Linked DNA regions of Homo sapiens: region 1 is linked to region 2. A link is a contact called in ENCODE Hi-C or POLR2A ChIA-PET data. All regions are on one chromosome and are shown on one strand. The core of a region is the stretch at or near the end of the contact, and the rest is flanking DNA. Distances in the headings are between cores, read along the strand shown.

The links. Hi-C counts contacts between places; a loop is a spot of excess contacts on that map. ChIA-PET counts read pairs that join two places held with the same protein, here RNA polymerase II (POLR2A). Pooled maps may share reads with other maps.
Region 1: a map of posterior vena cava shows a loop between it and region 2 (4-fold over the local background). The contact joins two enhancer-like sites. A Hi-C loop is called at or near these places in 2 of 168 maps with a recorded cell type or tissue (gastrocnemius medialis and posterior vena cava) and 2 of 50 pooled maps. POLR2A ChIA-PET finds 5 or more read pairs at or near these places in 5 of 52 experiments (AG04449, CD4-positive, alpha-beta T cell, H1 and 2 more).

The regions. Positions count from the first base shown.
Region 1 is chr11:44,003,307-44,006,134 of GRCh38, forward strand. It overlaps a transcript of ACCSL not described here. Among named protein-coding and RNA genes, the nearest start is that of ACCSL, 43 kb to the right of the region's middle. RefSeq lists an enhancer at 1,569-2,430. Within about 2 kb of position 1,290, at least 3 of the 41 ENCODE cell types and tissues checked have a DNase peak (open chromatin) inside an H3K27ac peak, as active enhancers do.
Region 2 is chr11:43,903,899-43,906,655 of GRCh38, forward strand. The region is part of intron 8 of ALKBH3 (alkB homolog 3, alpha-ketoglutarate dependent dioxygenase); the gene reads left to right. Among named protein-coding and RNA genes, the nearest start is that of ALKBH3-AS1, 16 kb to the right of the region's middle. Within about 2 kb of position 1,417, at least 8 of the 41 ENCODE cell types and tissues checked have a DNase peak (open chromatin) inside an H3K27ac peak, as active enhancers do.

The DNA.
Region 1 (2,828 bases), core at 40-2,539, 99 kb after region 2:
ACATAAAGTTTACTATCTTAACTATTTTTAAATGTACAGTTTAGTGGCATTAAATGCATTCATAGGCCTGGCATGGTGGCTCACACCTGTAATCCCAGCACTTTGGGAGGCTGAGGTGGGTGGGTCGCTTGAGGCCAGGAGTTCAAGACCAGCCTGGCCAACATGGTGAAGCTCCAGCTCTACAAAAAGTACAAAAATTAGCTGGGTGTGGTGGTGCATGCCTGTAATCGGGAGGCTGAGGCAGGTGAATCGCTTGAACCCAGGAGGTGGAGGTTGCAGTGAGCTGAGATCGCGCCACTACACTCCAGTCTGGGCAACAGAGTGAGACTTTGTCTCAAAAAAAAAAAAAATGCATTAATTACATTGGGCAACTGTTGCCATTATTCATCTCCAAAACTCTTTTCATCCTATACAACCGAAATTCTATCCCCACTGGACAGTAACTGCCCATTCCCCTCTGACTTTTCGCACACTCTGCAGTTTCCAGCCTGGAGAGGCAGTGCAGGAGCCTGACCTGACTGCTGCCCGGGGGCTGTGGGTCTGGGCTCTGCCAGGGGCCCCTGTTACCCAGGGATAGGGGGTACCTCACTTGGAGGAACCTCACCAGGCCCTCACCCTCTGGCAGCAGCCAGTAGCAGGGAGCTGTTCCCCCAGGCCTTGGAGGTGAGCATTCCTGGGGTTGTGGCTAGAGCAGGCAGAGCAGAGCCAGACCCCTATCCTGGGGTAAGGGGTACCCAGATGCCCAGAATGAGGTATCTGGGACCCTGACTGCCTAGCAACCTGCAGCCTCTTGTTCCGTTGGTCCTGAAGTCAGGGGAGGGGCTGAGTCTGCATGTGGAAGGGGGAAACTGAGGCCAGGGGGCTCCCAGGAGTGAGTGAGGTGAAGGGGGGGGATGTGTCCCGGGCATCTAGAACCACGTGCACAGAGGCTTGGAGTAGAGAGAGCCCAGATCAGAAGGGCAGTCACGAGCTTGAGTCTGGGGAAGGACACAGAGCGGGTTTTCTGGGCCAAGTTCTTGGTGTTTGCTCACCCCCGCATACCGCCCTGGGGGACCAAGAAACTACCCAGGGACCCCCAAGAGCAAGAGGTGAGAAAAGGAGTCTCACCAGCCTGTTCCAAAATTTGAGCTCCAGTTGCTCCCTACCCGCACCCAGGGCTTCCAAGGCCAAGCTGAGCTGAGCTGAGCTGAGCTCTGGTCCCCTCCCCATAAAAGCCTGTCTGCGACTCTCAAGGGCATGTACCTAGCTGTTTTCTCCTTTCATTCTCAGCCCAGCCCCAGCCGCAGGCAGGATGGCTATCGGGAAAATGAGGCCCTAGGAATCGAGGGGGCTTGCCCAAGGTCAAGTAGTGGGTAAATGACTCCAGGGTCTTTCCCTTCCATCTGCCCGCCCTATCCTCAGAGATGCACTGAACTTTGCTCCTCAAAATGCAGTCCAAGACCAGCAGCATTGACAGCATCTGGGAGCTGGTTGGAAATGCAGAATTCTAGGCCCCTTCCTGGTCCCACGGGACCAGAATGTACATTTTAGCAAGAACCTGGTGATTTGCTAGCACTTTACAGTTGGAGAAGCACTGCTCTAGGAGTTCTTTCCCATCGAGGGGATGCAACTTCCTAGCAGGGAGAGGATACCTGCCTGGATACACTCCTAACCAAGGCCATTGGGACACTTGTAGGAGATATGTTTTTCGGAGGCCCACTGGTGGTGGTGAGGTTGGCCTTGTCTTCAGAACACCCAGCCCGGCCCACCCACCCCTTCTCCCCCGTGCCAGTCTGCCCTGTGCTTTTCGAGTCCCGGCAAGCTCACCCCCACCCTGCCATTGTACACGACAGCTGTAGAGGGGTGAGGGGAACTGTTTCAATGGCTGTCCCTCCACCCCTCGACAAGAGTCCCACTCTTTCCCTGCCCCCAGCCCCCTGCCTGGTGAGGCTGATTGTCCCATTCAGCACCCCCTCCCCGGATTGGCTGATGGGCTTTCAAACTCCTTTAGCTGCCTAATTACTGCTGATCGTGGGCTGCACGTGCAGGCTTCTGTGAATATGAGATTCTGTAATTGCTGCTGGCACACAGCCTGCCTGGGTGGGGGAGGGGAGGGTTCTGAGGACAAAGGGGTTCCACTATGGGGAGGGGAGCACTGAGGGCAGCACTAGCTTTGTTTTGCTCCTCGACTCAGGGGCTCTGGGTGGCAAATCTCTCACAGTGAGGCAGCGCTGAGGGAGGGAGTGCAGCTGAGGAGTGGGCTGTGAATTTTGAATGCACAGCGGGTTTGGGGCATTGGGTGTGTTTTCTGCCAGGCACTGTGCTCCGTGCTTTGCATATTAGGTCTCACAGGAACACCAACTCATTCTGGCTTCCCCGGACGTGCCCAGATTTTACTACTGAAAGTTTCATGTTCCCAGAACCTCCTCCCCCGCCCTCTACCCCCAGGTAAAGCTGTGCAGGTAATTACACTATCACACTACATCTAACTCTCTCAACAACTAGAGGAGATGGCGGACCTGTTATCCCCACTTTACAGATGAAGAAACCAAGGCTTACAGGCATGTAGGATTTTGTCTCCAGGGTCAAATAGCTGCTAAGTGGCAGAAGCTGGATTTGGACCCAGGTGTAAACTCCAAAGATCCGCAATGCAAGGAATCTGCCCAAAGGCCAAAGTGCAGGGGAGGGCCCAAGTTTGCAGGGTGTGTTCCCCACCCCATCTTTTCTGTGGCCTAGGCTCAAGACTCCCACCACCATGCCACCCCAGCGACCTCCAGGGTTCCAGCCTTACTCTGTAGAGACTACTTCTCCTGGATCCCAGAACTGGACCAGTCTGAAAGAACTGGGCC
Region 2 (2,757 bases), core at 167-2,666:
CAGAGAGCTGAATTTCTTCATTTTCTCATATAAAGATATGACATATGGTGATCAAGAGCTATTTCTTGGTAGTACACATCAGTTATGTTATAGGGTAACATGTAGATGGAGAGCATAACTACTACATACATTGTTCCTGTGGGCAAGCATTTGGAACAGCGCTTTATCCTGCCGTGCCCCATGCTGTAGCTTTCTCTTCTCCTCAGCCTTCTTGGAGCCTATTTTGATGAACATGAATGATAATACAGGCCATGAAATACTCAGAAGTGGTAAAGTCCACATAATTGTCTGCCAGTGGCAAGGGAATCTGCGCTATGACGATGGTAGCTGATTTGATTAAAATACTGATCCAATAAGTAAGAAAATTTGCCTGAGATTTTAACAAAGTTGCCTGAGGAAAGGGATTTGGGAAGAAATATAAACATGTTGGTACTTCAGGTTGTTGACTGTAGTAAGTTTTGGCTTCTGGCCTAGTCTTAACTATGATTGAATTTCATGCAGTTTTTGTATATCATCTCAATTCTGGCTTTTGTTTAAGATTGGGAAATTGAATATTAATATGTTTGAAATTATAATCACACATGAGTAAAAAGTGACCTTTTTTCCCCAGAACCTGTAAAGTCCATTTTTGTGTAAACAGGATACAAGTTTAAACTTTTGAAGATTCCTTCAGGTCTCACTAACGGATTTCCAAAAACCTGGGGCTCTACAAATGTAGCTAAACTCGAAGTGCAGAACCCTTTCTTTGAGTTGATGGCCTTGGAAATATACCTTAAAGTGCATCATCTTTATCTTATAAATAATCCTTTTTTCCAAAGGATTGAAAGGAAGCGATTATTGCACATTTTTGTCTACTTTTCTTTATAAACTCAGGTGATGAGAACATGACTCATGATTCATACAGCCCAAGGTAAAGCATAATTTAAAAAGTAAAAATTAGGTTAGTCTTCTGTGTGGGATTTGTAGGAGTCTGACTTCCTGTAACTCTTAGAGACCTATCTCAGTGTGCTACTACAGATTGTAATTTTCATGTCTGTCACCGAGACGTTCAGGGTTTATTAGAGGTTGTGGGAGGGAATCTTTCAAACTCCTATTAGCTTTGACCCATCGGAGGAGAAGTTAATGCCTATTTGACTTGAGTCACAGTTTCGCATCTCAGGCGGACATGGAAGAGTCATGAGATTTCCTGCACTTTGTTCAAATGTGCAGTTTTGAGACAGAAAAGCGTCTGTTTTGGGCCACTTTCAAAGAGAAATAGTCTTGATTTTTTAAAAATTCAAATTCCTCCACCCTTGCAGCAGCTGTTTATTTTGTAGTCTGGCACCTTGAGCAGATCTCCATTAACTGCTGATCTACTGAAAGCTGCCCCAGTTCCACACACTGTATTCCTAACAGTTTCTCTCTGTGCTGAGACGGTAAGGAGATCTTTGTTTCGTAAGCACCAGTGCCCTCTGATTCATGCATCAGCTCAGTCAGCTTCATGTAGACATCATCTCTCGGATTAAACATTTCACTCCTCCAAGGTGCCGGTTTTTTGTTTTTTGTTTTTTTTTTTCACTGTCCTGTGGTCCAAGTCTGCCAAGTGCTGCTCATTCATTTTGATTTTAGAGTAAATTACCCTTTCCTTTAATGATATTACTGTCATTCCTCAGGGGCATAGTAGACTTGTTTAAGCTTGCTTTTACATTCATTCCGATTCCTTTTTTGTTTAGTTCAAATCAAAGACTAAGTGAAGGGCACCTTATCTATATTCTGGCTGTTGTCAGGCTATATTGTCTTAAGACTGTCATAAAGCTTATCAAATATACTTCAGTAGACCTTTTTTATTCTATCAGGCTGGCATTATTAAAGGTTTTCTATACTTCTTGTCCCAAACCCAGTTGTACTTTTCAAACTACATTGTGTTCCTGTTTGCAAAGATTAGTCTGGTTCTTTTCCCAGCTAGTTTTAATTCTATACTGAAAAAAACAAGCTGGAAAAGGAACTACAAAAGCCATTTGGCAGGCTGCTATTTCTCTGTCGGTTACCATGGAAACAGTGATGGCTGGGGGGTGTTATTAGATAATAGCAGGAAGTTTGTGATGCACTGGAGGTTTAGATGCCAAAAGCCTTGTTTTTCTAGCAAATTACCTCTGGATAAACTGTATCCTTCATCAGCTGAATTCTGCAAATGTTAGGGGCTCCTATTCACCTCAGGGTGATTGAGCTACAGCAAGTTGAGCCCTCTAACCACTCCTCTTTTTAGCCCTTGTGAAGAATGTGAATCCTGTTTGTATTGCCAGGAGAGATGATTGTAAAACCAAGTCTAGCGGTAGAGACTATGAGAGCACCCAATGAATTGGAGGTCCTAGTGTTTCCTTTGCTAATTGGTTGTGGGTTTTTTGTACACTGCTGGGAAGAGTGGAGTATAAAAAGGTCAGTCAAGTCATAAATACTGATATTTTTTGTAAGACTTTAGAAAAGAAGATATTGGAATCCAAAATAATAAGATACTAAATAGTGTAAATTTAGAAGTTAGATAAGCTAGTACTATGCAGGATTTCATAGAGTGGAAACAACCCACACCTTAGCCAGCAGCCCCGCTGCTGCTATTCCAGTCATCTATCCTTCCTATTAATCCATCTGGTGATTATAGCACCTACTCTAAGAGATTACAAGAAATACTTGAGGCTGGGCATGGTGGCTCTCACCTGCAACCCCAGCACTTTGGGAGGCCGAGATGGGAGGATCCCTTGAGCTCAGGAGTTTGAGACCAGC